Linked DNA regions of Homo sapiens: region 1 is linked to region 2. A link is a loop called in an ENCODE intact Hi-C map of the cell type or tissue named here. Cell type or tissue: ascending aorta. All regions are shown on one strand. Links, peaks and the distances in the headings refer to the core of each region. The heading gives the core; the rest is flanking DNA.

Region 1 (9,582 bases), core at 830-8,829, 68 kb before region 2:
CTTATTAGCCTAGCTGAGTTTGTTGATTTTGTTGATGCTTTCAAAAAATCAACTCTTGTTTATGGATTTTTTTATTGTTGTCTGTTTCTTATTTGATTTACTTCTCTAATCTTTATTAATTCCTTCCTTCTGATAATTTTAGGTTTAGTTTCTTCCTCTTTTTCTAGTTCCTTGAGGTGTAAAGTCATGTTGCTTATTTGAGAATGTTCTTTCCTAGTGTAGGCATTTATGTTGTATTTTTGTTTTCATTTGCTCTGAAATTAAACCTAGTTACATTGCCGCCTCTGCTTTTCCATGTTTTCTTTAGTCTGCTTTTTAGCTTTACCTTTGTCTATTCTTTCCCTCTTTATTTAAGATCTCTTAACTTGAATAAATATAACAGAGTGAACAGTGAAGGGGTTATTTCATTCCTTTTGGGAGGATATTCCTCTGTTTTAACCTTGGCTTCTAGGACTGACTGGTCATAAAAGGAAACAATAAATGCAAAGCATTGAGTCCAAAAGTGGAGAAAAGCCACAGTTCATCTTCCCTGGCAATAATATGATAGTATTATTTTAAGATTCAGTGAATTCTGTTCTGCGAGCTGTAAGATTGGTTGATTTGTAATAGGGGGAAAAAGGGCATGTTGTGGGGAGGGTAGACATTTAGAGAAAGTAAATGACCTTGAGGGTATTGAACTCTGTGAATCAACTTGTTCTCTAAAGTTAGGGGACATACCACTTCTAGATGGTGAACCTGTGGGTGTTCATTTGAACAGTAGAGTCATAGAAAAACTTTACTATCTGGAATATAATAAAAATGCTGCTTTAACTGCTAAGTCGCCATCTGTTACCAGCTCTTTGCTACTGGTTTATCTTTTTTCCTTTTAAAACGTGAATTCTTGGATTTTCATATTATAATTTTATACTTACCTTAAATTAGGATTGAGAGGAAACTTTGACAACACCTCTTAAAAGAAAATTATTAACTTGTAAAAATCATACTTTTAGGTTTGGGTAATAGCTGGGGAGAAAGCAAAAGCAAATCAGGAAGCTTGTAGGTGACTCATGTGCATTTCTATGTATGAGCAACAGGAATGGTAGAACTTTTGTTCCACTGCAGTTGTACAATCTAATTATTCACTGATCAATCTACACATACTGCATTACTATGTAGGTTTTAAGATGGCATCTTTGCCATATGTCTCTTTTTTAACCTTGATATCTTACATGTAATAGGTTTTCATCAGTTTTGATGAAATCATGATGATAATGATTACGATAATGCCTCCCATTATTTTCTCTTTAGTATAAGGCATTTAATGGCTTTTCCTAAAAAATAATGCAAGCAGTTCTTAACCCTAACAATGAGGGATAGAGTAGGTGTCCTTACCTACACTTGTTACTATAAGTGATATATTTATATAAAGAGATGTATGTAAAGGAAATTCATTCACTCATTCATTTATGTACCTAACCATTATTCCTTCATCAGTTCTTGTTAAGCACTTACTATATTAGGCCCTGTATACATTTTACATGAATTATCTCCTAACCTTATAACAATGGTGTGTAAAGAAACTAATATTATCCATTTTATAGATGATAAATTCATGATTAGGGATATTAATTATGATGTCCAAATTTGCACAGGTGGCAAATGATACATTTGAAATCTGAACCCACACAATCTAATTCAAGAGTTACATTGCCACTACTTCAAAAAATGTGGTTTATTTTATAGGCAAAGAAAAGGCACTGAATTGAATATTATGACTAAGCTTGTGATCTTAAAAGATTTAGGTTCTGAGTTGGACCTGATTAAAAATTCCAGCTCCACCAATTACTGATTACATGAACCTGGTGGGAGTTGTTCAGTCTTTCCATACTCCAGGTTCTTCCTTTTTCAACAGTGTTGCTGAGCCATTAAATGAAACAGCTTTATGTAGAAAGCACTCAGCATAGTAAAATCATTATAAATGTTAGCTATTACACACTTACTTCTCTCCTTTTCTGGAGGAAGGGAGAAGATGGGTTTTTATTTTACAATCTTATTTTATAAAACTATAAGCCTGGAGTCTAGGGGGTAATGTAGGAATTGAAATATGAAATGGTTCTGATCTAAGGTAGAAACATTAGATGGATGAAAGAATATCATGCCGATAGAATTAAAAATTGTTAGGTTGGAGTATTTTATGTGGGCTGAGAGTAAAATAAATCTACAATTTGTGTGAGTGGTAGAATGTGAAGCGATTAAATAGGATAGGGAATTGGAAGGGAAGTGCTAGGACAATTCCTGGCACATAGTAGGCATGCAACAAAAGGTTGGAAGCTTGATTGCTGTGATCTGTATGCAAAGATCATATGGTTGCATAAATGTGTTAATATTGTTCTTTGGTAAGTGTTTTCCTGGTATTTAAGTGCAATGGAGCACAAAGGTTTGTTGTCTAAAGTGTAATAATGAAAGGAATATGACCATTACTCCATCTGTCATTTTCACTCATGCCTTTAAATGAGCCCTTTGCTCCAATAAAATGGTTCAGTTAATGGTTCCTTAAAGCCACACACACTTACCTGTCTTTTTGCCTTTGATGAATTTATTGCTTAAGACTTTAGCCAGTATCTCTTTTTGCCCATTCTTTTTATCTGTATTTATTTTTATATGTTTTTTGAGATGGAGTCTCACTGTGTTACCCAGGCTAGAGTGCAGTGGTACGATCTCGGCTCACTGCAACCTCCGCCTCCTGGGTTCAAGCAATTCTCCTTCCTCAGCCTCCTGAATAGGTAGGATTACAGGCATCCTCCACCATGCCTGGCTAAGTTTTGTAATTTTAGTAGAGATGGGGTTTCACCATGTTGGCCAGGCTGGTCTTGAACTCCTGATCTCAGGTGATCCACCCACCTCGGCCTCCCAGAGTGCTGAGATTGCAGGTGTGAGCCACCATGCCCCGCCTCTTTTTGCTCATTCTTTAAAGTAGGAACTTTGGTAGAACTTTCACAGCCTGTAACATATGTCTCTAGCCCTAGCTTGGTTCTAAATCCCATGGTGCCTTCTCCTTGGGAAAAACAGAGAAGGCACTATGAGATTTAGAATCAAGTTAGGACTGCAGATACAGGTTACCTATGTTACAGGCTGACAGCCACAGGTATATTGCTCTCTGCACATGTGTTTTTTCCTGGCCTCTCAATGACATTATAAGCTTCTATTATACCTCATGTGGCGTAACTGCTCTGCAATAATAGAAATTCAATAAAGGACTCTTTAATTTACAATTAAAGTCAGGATTGAATTTTGTGGAAAATCTTGATGCAAATGTACAAAAGAACTTCAAGAAAATTAGAATGCCATGAGTCATGCATTTCCTGGTACTATTCATTCTTCTTTAGGTACTATCATTCTGCTCAACCTAACATTTCTACCACCTACACCTACCATCTGGAATTATAGGCAGAGGGTATGAAGGGTGTCAAATCTTGAAAGAAAATTGCCTTTTCTCCAAAGTTGATGAAACTAAACCACAGTTGATTGGATTACTTGCTCAGCAAGAGAGTAGAACCTTGTCTTTATGAATTAAATGTCACTATTTCGTCTATTTGAAGATGACCTTATAGAGGATCATGGCTTACGACAAGTTATTTTGCTGAGGCTTGAATTTGAATTGTGTGTTGGTGAATGAGGCACTGCACACACAGTCAGAGCAGCTGCTCTCCATGCAGCTTTTCTTCTCTTTGGTTTTCTGTATCATACACAGTAATCCTTGGGTGTTATTCACATCTACTTCTTGTGGAGTAATAGTATATTATAGTGGTATCATAAATTCGGGATTTATGAAAGTTGTGGGACATACCTTCATGTGAATCTCAGTGGGTTACTGTATTTAATGATTTTTTCTCTTTTGTTTTGATTAAGAAGCTCTTTGCTGGGATGCTGAGTTCCGATTTAAATATTATACACCCTTCTTATTTCTCTCTGCAAAATTATAGCCTTGCTGATGAATTTTGCTTTACTCTTGAGTGTGGTTTACTTTTGCAGCAAATACAAATTTAGTAAGTTAAATCTAAAAGCCACAGTTAAACACAGTTCTCCTTCAGAGGTAAGAACCATAACTGTTTCTGTGGACCCCAGCAATGGTACCTTCTTTTACAAAACAATGTTCTTCTTGTTCCATAGTCAATTACACACTGAACCTCTGTGTTATCTGAGATCTAAGCAGCAGGGCTGCTCTCTCCAGAATTATATTCAGCAGCTGTCTCCTCCCTGTTAGCTTACCCATTCCTGATGTGTTGATTCCTTTCAGAAGGCTCCAATCCAAATAAGACTTAATTAGCAGCAGCCTGAAAATAGTGTGTCTGCCTTTCTTTTCCTGTATAAATCTTGTGAGTGCTAAGCTTCTAATTTCACTTTCCTCTTAATACTAACTGAAGGTCCCATAACTTTCTGTGGAATGTTGACTTTTTTTTTGAGTGAGATGAGCTCTTCTCATGCCAGTTAACTCTCATGTCGGTGACAGCACAATGGAGAAATATTAGGAAATCTGACAGGGAGAAACATTCATGTCTGATAGAGTCCAGCAACAGATTAGTGAAAGAAACTGGCCGTCCAAAATCATCCTCATTCATTTCCTTCACTAAGTCAAAGAAATCATTGTGCTCTGCTTAAGCCCCATGCTGAGTTCATTTTACTGACCCTTCCTTAATATTGGCTGAAGGGTATTTTTAATAACTTGGTATGTTTGGGAGTCAAAGGAGGCCAAGTTTCTGGCTAGGCTCAGAAGGGATAAAATAGTAATGGAATGTTTGGGGAATGAGAGGGAAAAAAAATGCCTAAAAGAAAGGTACCTTCTTTTAGACCTGTTTAATATAACTCCCCTAATTATTTCTGAAGTAGGGGAAAAAATATACAAAACCCTCTGAGGAATATCAATTTTTAAACATTACAGCCTTGAGTGAGCCACTTCAAAATGTGCAGAGAATTGGCTTATATTTTATTTGGAAACTAATGTTTAAGTCAAATGGAGCAACAGAAATCCATAGTAATCTATCCAAAAAAGAAAGACCAAAGGATTGGGAATAGGTCAGGGTGCAGTCAGGAGAGCCAGGCGAGGGATGGCAGTCAATGGAAGCCAAGCTGGCCCAGTCAGTCTGTGGGCATGTGAGCTGAATCACCAGTGTGGGGACCACTTTCCCGTAAGAAGCCCTGTTGTAATTGATCCTGTCTCCTGAGCCTCCCCGGCTGCCACTGGACATTGCAGGTTTGGCTTCCTGGCTATTGGTTTTGCAGTCAGAGGAGTTCAGTTCAGTTTAGTGTGTTGAGTATGAGCAAAGCAGTATGAGCCGTGAGGTATCAGGATGAGTGTGTGACTGCCTTCTCTTCTCATGTGTCATCTGTGTGAATTCTTCCCATGTATCAGCCTCTTCTAAGACGTGACCTTAACTAGTCCAGTTCCTGGTGCTCTGACCTCTCTCAAGCTACTTCACTCAGAGTGCTGATCAAATGGTTTGGAACCACAGTGTTAGCTATGTCCTTGTTCCATTTAGTCTGTAAATCCACTGAGGATGTATCTTATACTTCTTTTGAAATACACTCCGCCATTAGCACATTGAGGAGCACTACTAGGGGTTTAATTGACACCTGTTGATTGACTGGTACGTTAATTAATGTAGGGCCTTATAAGCATGTCTTCCAGAGACGTTTAAAAACTTTTATTCAAATTGTATATAACATCTACTTGACAAACATTTTTAGTAAACGTGATAATGTAGAAACAGAATTATTCCCTGTAAAATATTATTCATTTTAGTAATTTGAGATAAAGAGTTATTTGCTCACTAGATTTTATTCACTTGGCACCTGTTTATTAAGTGCCTATGGTGTGTCATAAGCACTGATGATGTAATTGAGACCTAATAATAGCCTAGGAAAGTATGAAAAAATATGAATATCTTCAATGTTGGTTCTTTCAGGCCAATATTTTTAAATGACTCATTGGTAGCAAAACATCACTTTTTTTTTTTTTTAACGAGCAGATATTTATAACTGCTACCAAAACCAGGAATAGTTTACTAAATATGGGGGTTTGAAGATATTGTCTTTAGCTGGGAAAAGCTTCCAGGCTACAAGAGAGGATAAAGACAGTGAGTAACATTTGAGATGTACTTTATTTCATTACCTAACAAACACCTATCCAGCACTCACAATGGACAGGCTGTCTTCCAAGCAGGAAAAGATTATGGAGCATATGCTGTACATATGACCTCATTTAATCACTATAGTAAGTCTATAAAGAAGGTACTATTATTATCCTCCTTTTTAAAATAGGGAACTTGAAACTCTATTTTACAGTTAAAGTTCAGAGAAGTTAAGTATTTCACCCAAGGTCACACAGCCTGTGCGGTGGAGCTTCTTGCAAGAGTATTTTGGCCCTTTATAGGATAGAGAGATTAATTCCAACCAGGGAAAGAAGGGAATAAAGTAAGCCCCAGGGAATGGATGCTGTTTCAACCGGGTTAAGATTGGTTTGAAAACTGGTTAAGATTGGTCTGTTTGCAAATATGGGGCAGTCAAGAATATACCCAGAGAAAGCTATTCCACAAGGGACATAAATGTAAGATATTAACAAAATACCATTCTCTGTCCAACATTAAAATTTTAGGAAGATACATCCTCCTCTATTCTTTTCTCTCAAGGACTTCCCAAGTTTCCGTGCAATGTTTGCTTTAATTCTTTTAATATGAATAATACAATATGTTTTACATGGCACTACCACTTTATTTAAATCTCAAGATTTTCTAAGAGTTAAATGTTCACTGCTAGTCTTCACAGCAATCATCAAACAGGCCTATTCAGTTTAAGATGGCCTCATGTGTGCGCTGTCAGTGACATCTGCCAAAACCATGTCTTATTTGTGAGAAATGCCCCTTGTCTCTGCTTGATGGAAAACTGATCAGCCTCTTTTACTCTTTCAACTCAATGATTAGCAATTACTGCTAACCTAGAAAACTTCGCTGGATATTTATTTAAAAATTCTCGTCTTACTGGGCATGATGGATCTTATTTGCTTTTTAATATAAACAGTGAAAGTATAAATACATTCTTACTTTTTGGAGAAGATAATAATATTAAATTTAATTTTTGTCTCCAGTGTTATTGCATTTTTCTAACAGAAAAACTAAATAAAACATATCTTTAGAATTTAATTCTCTTTAAGATATCACAAACTATTTTTCAATTTTAAAATAAAACTATATCTATATATATATACACACACACACACACATACATATTTGAGACAGAGTCTCACTCTGTAACCCAGGCTGGAGCGCAGTGGTGTGATCTCAGCTCACCGCAACCTCCACCCCCAGGTTCAAGCAATTCTCCTTCCTCGGCCTCCCAAATAGCTGGGATTACAGGCACCCACCACCATGCCCAGTTAATTTTGGTTTTTTTAGTAGAGATGGGGTTTCGTCATGTTGGCCAGGCTGTTCTTGAACTCCTGACACCAGGTGATCTGCCCACCTCGGCCTCCCAAAGTGCTGGGATTACAGACATGAGCCACCGTGCCCGGACAAAATATTTTAAAACATTGTAAATGATCATTGGGTTTCAGTGGTCCAAATCAGAATTTTCTTTGGAAGAAAAACATTAAGAGAAATACACTAATAAAAATAAATCAGTGTAAGCACTTGAAAATTAGTTAGAAAAGATGCGTAGAGATACCTTGATATAGTAAATATCATATAGTCACGTAATATTAAAAAATCAATTTGAAAACATTACATAGAATCAAATATCTCTAAGGAAAAATCATGTGAACAACTGATGTAATAATTAAGTTGAATATCAAAGGATGATGTAAAATCTATTTTAATCATATACTAGGGATTGGACTTTCTGATAAGACCCAGAGACACTTTATTTATTTTTATTTTTTTATTTTATTATTATTATACTTTAAGTTTTAGGGTACATGTGCACAATGTGCAGGTTAGTTACATATGTATACATGTGCCATGCTGCTGTGCTGTACCCATTAACTCATCATTTAGCATTAGGTATATCTCCTAATGCTATCCCTCCCCCCTCCCCCCACCCCACAACAGTCCCCAGAGTGTGATGTTCCCCTTCCTGTGTCCATGTGTTCTCATTGTTCAATTCCCACCTATGAGTGAGAACATGCGGTGTTTGGTTTTTCGTCCTTGCAATAGTTTACTGAGAATGATGATTTCCAATTTCATCCATGTCCCTACAAAGGACATGAAATCATCATTTTTTATGGCTGCATAGTATTCCATGGTGTATATGTGCCACATATCTTACAGATGAAGAAATGGGGGACCAGAAGTTTGTCACTTCCTTACGTCACATTACTTGTAAGGGGTAGAGAGAGCAGAGCTAGTGCTTCAACCCAGGGCCAGAATCAGCAAGGCCATTCTTTCTATGTGCTGCTAGAAAATGAAGACTTTGTCATGGTGCATTCAGCAGCTCTGATCAACTGGTAACTTGTCAGTTGGACAGATCCTATTTTCCAGAGCCTTACTGAAGGTCTGGGGATGGAGTGAGTCACAGGACTGAGCTTGCATCCTATAGGAGCATAATCACCCCTGGAAAGATAGCCCTTCAATTTTAGGGCAATAGCTATGAGACTGCTACCCTAGTTCTTCCAAAAGTAGAGTTTCAGAGCACAATGGCACTCTTCTCCCACCACCAAAATTTTCATTTTAGAAAAAGAACAGTAACCTTTAAGGATAGGCCTCCTATCCTGCTTTATACATTTTCAGAAATGCCCTTGAATTATATGTATACTTTTGTGGCTTGACTTACTAACTTTCCTTTTTGTTGGCTTCCTGCACAGAAAAGCTGTTGGGGGTGACTGGTAGATGCATTTGTTAAAGGGCTAATTTACAAGAGACCACTTTACTGGAAAGGGTGCCTCTCTCCAAATAATAAGTAAATAAATAACTTTTTCCAGAAAAATCCTCAAAAACAAAAACTTTCTAAGACCTGTTTACCTTGCAGAAGCCTTTCAATTGGCCTTTAGGGCAGCATGAACAGAATGTTCTATACCTTGAGTGGTCCATGCACTCAGGAGAATGTGCTGATTTCAGCGTCTTCCTTATAGCCATGTGAACACCAAAATAGGATTCCTTTTTCCTCTGCTCCAGCTTTCTGGAGCAATTGTTTTGACTGTTCAAAAGTGTAACATTTTGCTTTGTTTTATGTTTTTCTGGATAAAAATATCATTTTCTTCCTAGAGAATTTGACTTGCTAAGCACATATCTTGTGAATTAATATCACGTTCCTGATATGGAGGGCTTTTGTAATCAGAATAACTATCACACACCACAGAGGAATAAGAGGTTGAATATGTTCAATTTCTGTCTGACTATTGGAAGCCTCAGGTCATCACTTCTTGGAGGCAGTCCTGAGTAGATGCAATAGACACTAAGGCAAATATTATGTGTACCATATGACAGTTAATTCTTGGAATAGCTCTGGAAAGTAGACATTATATGACCATTATTTTACTGAAGACAATGCTACAGCAAGGATGATTTAGTGACTTATTTAGGGCCTCACAGTAACAGAACCTGGATTGAAATTAAG
Region 2 (9,582 bases), core at 497-8,496:
TTGAATTTGTAAAATAATTGCTCAGATAGACTCCCTGGAGTGGCTTTATCACGATTAGGAGTTTAGTTCTCAGCTTTACAGATTCAAGAAGTCAGTATTATCCAAGTTGATAAGGCTATGAAGTCTGACTCATGTGAACCAAATGCACAAGGGATTCAAATATAACCACGTAAACTCTATATAATAAGTAGAACAAATAATTACCATTTACTGAGTGCCTACTTTAGTAACAGTTATAATGAAAGGTTCTTTTCCTGCTGGGATGTATATATTAGCACAGAAAATCAATTTGGAGCTGGACAGTGATGAATTTAAGTCTCTACAGACCATTACTAGCTCTATAACTTTGGGTTTTCTTATCTGTCGGGTGACAGAATTAAGTCATAAAATTGATCTAATATGTGTAAATCACAAAGCACAGTATCTGGCACATGGTAGGCACACAGTAAAATGCCTGTTGTCACTATCATCATCATCTTCTTCGTCTTGTTTTCACCACTCATCATCATTAACAACATATCTAACAGATCCTATTCTGTCTGATTCAAAGCCCAATCTCTTTCCATACTGTCATCCTCCTGTAGGAGCTGGGTTGACTAACCAGCACAATTTGCTCTAGAGGAAATCCTGCACAAGGAATCAAATTATAATCAGAAGGCAGTTAGTATAATGTCATGAGATAAGAGGAAATCAACTTAATAATCTTAAAGTTTGTGGCTTCCAACTCTGGGTGCTTGATACATCTGTCTCTACAGTGGAGCAGTCCTGCCATTCAGCCCCAATAAATTGGTTAATTTTGGGGGGCTGAATATTCTAATAATTTTAATTGTTTCTGTTTATTTCTAACAACATGTGGTGAAAGGATGCTGAACATCAGGATCACTGAGGAGCTTTTGTAGAAATGCAGAATCTCAGCCCAATCCCAGAGCTGGTAAATTAGAATCTGCATTTTAACCAGATTCCTAGGGGATTCAAATGTACAATCAAGTTTGAGAAACATCATTTTTGGGGGATATTCCTTAGTATCTCTCTTAAGTACCTAGTCTCATCCACTATATGCATATTCTTACTAGTTTCCCTTCAATAGAATAAACTTATCCCCAAGTAATCTTATTTCCAAGCTGCATAGCTTTGTACTAAATCTTTTTTTTCCTCTCCATCACTATACGAAAAAAAAAATTGCTGTGTAAAAGAGACTAAATAAAAAAAATTGTTTCCAGGTCTTTGTTTAAAAACGACTCTATCACTCAAGTTCTATATCTTGGCAGATGGCATCATTTATATTTAAGGGAAAAGATAGTTTTATATTATTTGGTTCTACTTTTTAGAGTTTGCGTTTGCATGAGGTAATTTTTTTATTTTTGGTCATCTCTTTGAAGTCTCTCATTTTTTTCTCATTTTATTTCTCTGGTATAATTTCTCTGGTATGATTCCTCAATCACTGCTGCTGAAGGAAGTGCAATGTCACCCTGACACCAACCAACTGGAAACCTGGCAGTGCTTTTGGAAATTCTTTGTCTTTCAGTTTTTCCTAGTAGAACATGGAGTTCATCTGTGTTTGCAACCACTTATAAGTGGATATTAAAAAGCCACCAGTTCCTTCTTAAATCCACTTAGATTTTAAAGAGCATTCTATAATCAATGAGTTTGGTCTCCAAGAAAACAATGTTCCTGTCAAGACAAGCTTTAAAACTTTGGAAGCGTCTGATCAGCCCATACTTTATGGAGATAACTTCTCTATAACCTTTCAAGCTTCTACTTATTTACTCTTTTCTATAAATTAGTAGACCTGATAACATACCTATCTGTAAATACAGTTATCTCCAGATTCTATCTCTCTGTTAAGTTAACATGGCAATCTGTTTAAACAAACTGGAGGTCCTTCTTGGCCTTCAAATTCATAGAACTAAGACACACTATTTAAATGTTTGTGTGTATTTGTGTTATACATCCATATATATCCTTACTTATTTAGACAAGATTATAAAAAATCATTTCTCCAGCATGTACATGAAAGCTTTCTTCAAAATTTCTTCATTTTTTTCATGTTCTGAATCAAGTCTCTCATTATTTTAACAGAAAATAGAAAGTAATTTTACCTCATTTTTCTAAGCCTTGTTGTTTAGAGAGGTAAAAACACATGTCTAAGTCTACCCTTCCGACCCCTCCGACCCCCTGCAAAAATTAATGACTAAACCAAGTGTTGTAATCCAGGTGTCTTGGGTTCTGAGCCATTGCACCATTAAATAACTCACATCATAGCAATTGGATGGGGAATTTTAAATTCATTAATTTATCATTTAAGAAAACCAGTGAGGGATTACCCATTTGTTTTACTAGGTTTTTCCTCTCTTTGAGCAGTTTCATTTAGAAACTAAGACTCTTTTTTTTCCATGTTGTCAGAAGAGCTAAAAAGAAAGTATTTTCAGCTCCACGGATTTCAACAGGGAGGCTTTTAACAGTTATGCTGCACGTATCCAATTAGCTTGTGAAATCTTATCTCTTCTACCAGTAAAAAGGGCTCAAAAAGAAAACATTGAAATTCCAAAAAGAGCAAGAGAGTGTTTTTGGCAACAGGGTAACTCAACTGAAAGAGAGCTTACTAGTTAAAAATGGTAATTTGGGCATTTTGTTTTCCTTTAAAGAGGTGTGTCGATATGCAGAAGTAGGAACCAAATGTGCGTATGTACAAATGCTGCTGAGGGAACATCTCTTATGATGCCCAGGGCTGGAATTTACTCCTTTTTTCTTTTTTCACACTTAACAACTAGCTCCATAAAAGGAATTAGACAAGAGTCTTTCTAGTGATAGATACTATGTTTTCCTTCTTGTTGCGTCTGTCCCCCTTATTTTTATACCTTTCATCCTTTTTAAAGTCCTTTGATTTGCTAATTTCTCTATTCCATCTAAAGCAAGCAAAGACTGCTTATTTTTGGAGTAGAAGAACTTCAAAGTCTCTACCAATTTTGAGATGTAAATTGCTCTTCTGTGACCTAATATATGATTAATACAGCACAACTACTAACACAGTGTTTTTTGGTCCAGTAGTAAATTGGTATTCTCTTAATCAGAAAATGTATTCCCTACGTAATAAAATAGATCTTTTCTGTTGACATTCAGAGCACTCAAAGATCCAGTCCTTAATTTACATTGCTTATTACACCTCAGCTTGACCCCTCTGCCCAGCCAAACCAGTCTACAAACTGTTTTACAGGGCTTCCCTCTCCTTTCTGATTATAGTGTTTTGCTGATTTTATTTCCTTTTGTAGAAATGTCCCAACTCCTCCTCTTCCCAAATCCTACCTGCTTTCCAGAAACCATCTCAGATACTAATTCCTAAGAACATCATAGAGCCAGAATATTTTCTTATGCAGTTTTATCTAATATTCCTAGCTACAAATAAACTCTTTTATTTTTGCAATGTGAATATTACCCAAGGTATTTCCTTACCTATTGCAAGCCTAGATTTTTTAGGTTACTATGTTATTTGAAAAGCATGCAGTCTTCAGGTCTGACTACTTCATGATCGAAACATATTACACTTTTTTTCGTCTTCCTTGTAGAGGACTGTCAAGAATACAAGAAATTTTACAGCTTCTCTTGACTTTTTAATAGCCATTCACCTAGTAGACAAGAACCTGCTATGGATGGAGCTTCATGGGATCAATATAAATTTCATATTCTGAAATTTAGTGTAAAAATGAACTTTGTATTACCTCAGGTCATGGTCTATAGTCTTGTTCTTCTAGCATCTATACCTTTCAGCACTTCTCACACATTGGGTTTATATTCCTCCAAAATCTTACATAGAAAAGGTGTTCAGAAAATGATAGCTGACCTAATTTAAAATTACAGAGTGACATGGGATGACAAAAGAGAGTGAAATGTTTAAAAGCTGAGTATTTACTATGAACAATAGATTTACTCTGTTCTTTCTAGTGGATCAAGACTAAAGAGTACTAGAATGTAGGACATCTTCAGGAAGAAAACAATATGTATCAGAAAGCTACCCAATCAAAATCGTTTTGCCACACTGGAGAAATTGTGGACTAAACTGGCTTAACCAAATTTTCTTCATGGGAGCGTAGTGTCCTCAGTGATTTATTCAAATCAACAACCATCAGGAAGTAGTCTCCAAGAATGAGGTATATGGATTGGAGAAATGAGAGTAAGAAGAAACGGAGAAAAGGAATGTACTGTTATTAAATTCTAGGTGAAGGAATCTCAGAGATTTCCTTCATCTTCATAACACCAGAAAAAAATCTTAGAAATGAGATAGTCTCTATGATTCTAAAAGTGAGATTATATACCTGGAGATTTCGAAGCCCAAGGCTCGTGTTTCTTCAGCTGAAAATCACTGCCGTAATGCACAATAAATGCCTGCCAATAGGAGGCGCTCATAATCTTTTTTTTCATTAGAAGCGACTGTTTCTGAATGGAGTGTCTTATTCTGTTGGGCTTCTATAAGAAGAATACCATAGACTAGGTGGCTTATAAACAATAGAAATTCATTTTTCACAGTTGAGGAGACTTGGAAGTCCAAGATCAAGGCATTGACAGATTCAGTGTCTGGTGAAGGCCCACTTCCTTGTTCATAGGTGGCGCCTTGTCACTGTGTCCTCATATGGCAGGAGGGGTGAGGGAGGTCTCTGGGGCCTCTGTTATACCATCTCACTGGGAAGTAGGTTTCAACATATGAATTTGGAGGAGAAACAAACACTCAGCCTATAGTAGGGAGTATCTCATCTCTTTCATGTCTGGAAGGTAAACAAAGGTTGAACACCATCAATTTAGAAGATCTTCATCTGACAGAGGGGCTGTAGGGTGTAGAAGAGTTAGTAATTCCCCAAGGCTGTACAGCTTCTTGGTTGCACAGCAAGAACTGGAATCCAGGTCTCTTGGTTGGCAGTCCAGTGCTGTTTGCTTAGCATCACACTATCCAATTAATAGCTCCTCTCCATCCTTTGACTGGCCTTACAACTCTCACCACCTTTATTAAATAGAGGGATTTCCAAGTCAGTTTTTGCAAGAAGCTTTAGGACCATGTGTCCCCTATGCACCTTATGCTCTACGACATCATCTCTGAGAGAAAAAGAACGCCCATGAAAAATATCCATCTACACTAAAGACATTTATGTATACCAAAATGTGGAAGCCCAGCTAAAATGGGATAGCCTGAATAACAATCAAATATGAGTTTATTGTTTACTTTTTTCTTTCTTGTACTAACTCTAGCAAGCCAGCTCAAGCCACTCAGTTTTGGAGTGATTGCTGCCTTCTGGTGTTTGCCATTTTGATGATGAGATGAGTAATTTCTTGGTACCATATGAAATATCAAGGTCAGAGTGGCTGGAGCATCATAGGGCAAACAAGAGTGAGTCACTGGGTGACTGCTATGAGGCTGCCTCCTCTGTGATTTTGTGAGCCAGAGCTCCCTGCTTGAATGCTCTTTCCGGAGGGGTAAAGACTTTAGAAACCTATTTTTCTTACAAAACCATTGTTGTTGCTTTGTTCCCCACAGGTACTTTTTTCTTTAAGATGTAAACGCTCCCTGGGTGCTAAATGGATCCATCCTTATTTCTTGCAAAAGAGTTTGGTTAAATTATTTTTATTTCAGAGTTTTTCCTAGCGGGATGAGAGTCCTGAGTGGCCTATTCCTAAGGAGGCTGGAGGTTGAAAATAATAATAATAAAATAATAATATGGGGTTAAGAAAGAGAGAGAGAGAAAGAGACAGAAAGAGAGAGAGAGTGTGTGTGTGTGTGTATGTGTGTGTGTGTGTGTGTGTAAGGAAAGTTTAGTCCCAGCAGCAGCCAGTCCCAGCCTTACCCTCACCATGCCTTATAATGCATCCCATCAGTGACCAATAGGAATACAATGTGAACCATAAATGTAATTTTAAATTTTTAGAAGCCATATTAAAAAATAAATCTAAAAAAAGGTAAAATTAATTTTAATAATATATTTTCTCTAATCCAGTACATCCAAAATATTATGTCAATGTGAATTAATATAAAAATTACTAATCAGGTATTTTACATGAGGTTTTTTTTCACATTAAGTCTTAGAAATCCTATGTCAATTTATGCCCAAAGCCCATGCCAGTTCAGACTACCTACATGGCCATGCGTAGGGACTGTAATGGACAGTGTAGTTATAGAGTAAAAACCAGCTCTACAGTTTGGCATTTGAGATCCTTCTTAATTTGTCCTATAACTTTTTAAACTTTGTGTGCCCTACACCCTCTATATTCCAGCCTTGCCAGTTTCCTTCTCATTTGTCCGCATGGTATAGTTTTTCATTTTTTTTTATTTCTGCAGTGGCCTTTGCCTCCCTTTCCACCATCCGTGTCCCAAAACATGTCCCAGCTTTGGAGACAGCCTGATAAGGGTCTATAAGGTCCGTGATTGGGATTTAATTCCAACTTCATTGCTTAATAATTAGGTGACCTTAGGCAAGCCATTTAGCCTTTTTGAAACTTACACTACCTATCTTTAAAATGATGATCATGCCAGGAATGGTGGCTCATGCCTATGGTCCCAGCTACTTGGGAGGTTGATCGGGGGAGGATTGCTTGAGCCCAGGAGTTTGAGACCAGCCTGAGCAACATTAGAGACCCATCTCTTTAAAAAAATAAAAGAAAAAAAAACATGAGGACAATAATTACTCTGTGTGTGTGTGAGTCTGAGGGGGTGGTGGGACAAGAGAGAGCGAGAGAGAAAAAACTGATGTAATGAATACAAAACAAACAAAAAATATTTTTAAAAAGACATGTAGTGCTGTAGTTATACACCCTGGCACATAATAGTTAAAATGTCCTCCTCTTTCTGAGTTACTTTCCAAGTTGCTTTTGTGAGTAACACTCCTATTCCCATCTGCCAGCAGTGCCACAGAGCATGCTGTTAAATGGTCAGTAAGCTTACTTAAGTATCTCATTCTTTGTATTCTGCAGTCTCATCACCTGCACATCTTAGTTCTACCTTCAACAGCCCCTGCTCAGGCTTTCCTCCTCAGTCACCATCATCAACCCCTTTCTTCTTTCTTTTTGCCAAAATGCTAACAGCAAAATATACAGCCTCTGCTTTTTGGAAATGATTGACTCTGGTACCAAGTAGAGCTGCACAGGTGCCCTTCCGTGGGGGCTGAGAACTAACAAGCTACCACTGAAAACTATGCCCAGCTCAGGGTGATGGTACAGCCAGTTCTGTCCCCTGCTGTAAGAGTTTCCTAGGCAACCAGTACACATTGCCACTGGAAGAAATGGAAGAAAAGTCAAAACCTGCATCATTTCCAGTTTTCTATACGTTTGAAGTGCTAGAAACATAATAAAAAACATATGGATAACTCAGCATGTGTTTCAGTATTTCATGTCATGTTGGTTATGGCCTCTGTCATATCTCTAATGGAACTGCTAGTGAATTACTAGTGATGGTGTTCTATAAGTGAAATTGGTTATTTCTAATGAAGTAAGGTTTATCGTTTTTTATATCAGCCTTGTCCATATTTTATTAAATTTAATCCTGCATTTTTGTGTGTATTGAGCTTTTATAAATTACATTCTAAATTTCCTTTTTAAATATCTTTTTGCTAACATATAAAAGTACAATTGAGTTCTTTATCTTGTATCCAGAAACCTTGCTAAATCACTTTACTAATTCTAATAGCTTCTATATAGATTCTTTTGTTTTTCACTTGTGTAATCATGTCCCCAGCAAATTTTGAGAATTTTAATTCTCCATTTCCTTATCACTCTTTTTACTTGCTTTAACACTGTCTAGAACTTCTGCTACTATGATGAGTAAAGTGGAAATAGTGGACTGCCTTTTCTCGTTTCCAAAATCAAGTGAAGGCTTCAACATTTATCACTAAGTATAATATTTCCTATAATTCCATGTAGATACTCTTCTCTTCCTGAAGCTTTTTAAAACATTACAAATGGAAATAGATTTTGTCCTATTTCAAATTTGCTAAGAGGGCTTTGAAAAATCACAAATTGAGATATAATTTTATCAAATACTCTTCCTGCATCTATTGAGATAATCACATGATTTTTCTGCTTCATTTTATAAATATGGTGGTTTAAATTTATTGATTTTTAGTTGATAAACCAATCTTATATTCCTGGAATAAACCCAACTTGTTCATAATGTATTATATTTGTATGACTCATTGGATTTCTTTTGCTTATATTTTGTTTAGGATTTTTTAACTTATGTTCGTGACAGAGAGTTTACTGATGTTTTCTTTTTCTTGTAATGTCTCTGACAGGTTTAAGGATCAGGGTTATTTTAGCATCTTAAAATATGGCTCTAAAGGCTACCATTATGTCTATCCATCCATCCATCGATTCACTAATCACACAAATATTTTTTGAGAGGCAATATAGCATAGTGGTTTAAAATAGAGATTCTAGACTTCCTACATTTGAATAAAAAAACTTACTGTAACTATATGTTATCTATTTCTGTATAACAAATTTTCACAAACTTAGCAACATGAAGCAACACAAAGTTATTATTTCACAGTTTCTGTGGATCCAGAATCTGGAAATCAAGAATCTGAGCCCTCTGCTTCTGGGTCTCTCAGAAAACTGCAAGTAAGGCATCAGCCAGGGATAGAGTCTCACCTAAGGTTTGATAAGGAGGTGCTATGATTCAAATGTGTCCTCTCCAAAATTCAGGTGTTTCTTTTTTAAAAAATAAAATTAGTTCCAGGGTACATGTGCGGGATGTGCAGGTTTGTTACATAGATAAACGTGTGCCATGGTGGTTTGCTGCACCAATCAGCCTGTTACCTAGATATTACGCCTGGCATGCCTTAGCTATATTTCCCGATGCTCTCCGCCACCCCCTACCCTCCCCTGACAGTCCCTAGTATGTGTTGTTCCCTTAATCAACCCAAATGCCCATCAATGATAGACTGGATTTTTAAAAATGTGGTACATACACACCACAGAATACTATGCAGCCATAAAAAGAAACAAGATCATGTCCTTTGCAGGAACATGGATGAAGCTGGAGGCCATTATCATCAGCAAACTAACGCAGGTGTTTCTTTTCTTTCTTTTTTTTCTTTATCCATGCTGTCTCTTTTCGTTTTTTAAAAAATTATACTTTGGCTGGGCATGGTGGCTCACGCCTGTAATCCCAGCACTTTGGGAGGCCGAGGCAGGTGTATCATGAGGTCAGGAGTTCAAGACCAGCCTGGCTAACATGGTGAAACCCTGTCTCTAGTAAAACTACAAAAATTAGCTGGGGGCGGTGTAAGGCGCCTGTAATCCCAGCTACTCAGGAGGCTGAGGCAGGAAAATCACTTGAACCTGGCTGGCAGAGGTTGCAAAAAAAAAAAATATATATATATATATATATGTACTTTAAGTTCTGGGATACATGTGCAAAACATGCAGGTTTGTTACATAGGTATACACATGCCATGCACCCATCAACCTGTCATCTATGTTACGTATTTCTCCTAATGCAGTCCCTCCCCTAGCACCCCCACCCCCAACCCCCGACAGGCCCCGGTGTGTTATGTTCCCCTCCCTGTGCCCATGTGTTCTCATTGTTCAACTCCCACCCATGAG

The links. A loop is a pair of places that touch in the nucleus more often than their neighbours do. Peaks named below come from ENCODE experiments on the same cell type or tissue, not always from the same donor. Only the 100,000 strongest peaks of a DNase experiment are listed, where the experiment ranks them.
Region 1: it touches region 2 in a loop (2.1-fold over the local background); 5 of 110 quality-filtered maps call a loop at or near these places.

Annotation. Positions count from the first base shown.
Region 1 is chr10:51,296,575-51,306,156 of GRCh38, forward strand. The region is part of intron 2 of PRKG1 (protein kinase cGMP-dependent 1); the gene reads left to right. MIR605 (microRNA 605) reads left to right here and starts at 2,999; the gene lies at 2,999-3,081. In ascending aorta, for the core only: no CTCF peak of the experiment used is centred there; a DNase peak (open chromatin) is centred at 5,227; H3K27ac peaks cover 7,249 bases.
Region 2 is chr10:51,364,747-51,374,328 of GRCh38, forward strand. All of the region lies in intron 2 of PRKG1 (protein kinase cGMP-dependent 1), which reads left to right. Among named protein-coding and RNA genes, the nearest start is that of MIR605, 70 kb to the left of the region's middle. In ascending aorta, for the core only: a CTCF peak has its summit at 4,335; DNase peaks (open chromatin) are centred at 1,505 and 5,357; H3K4me3 peaks cover 1,079 bases; H3K27ac peaks cover 6,258 bases.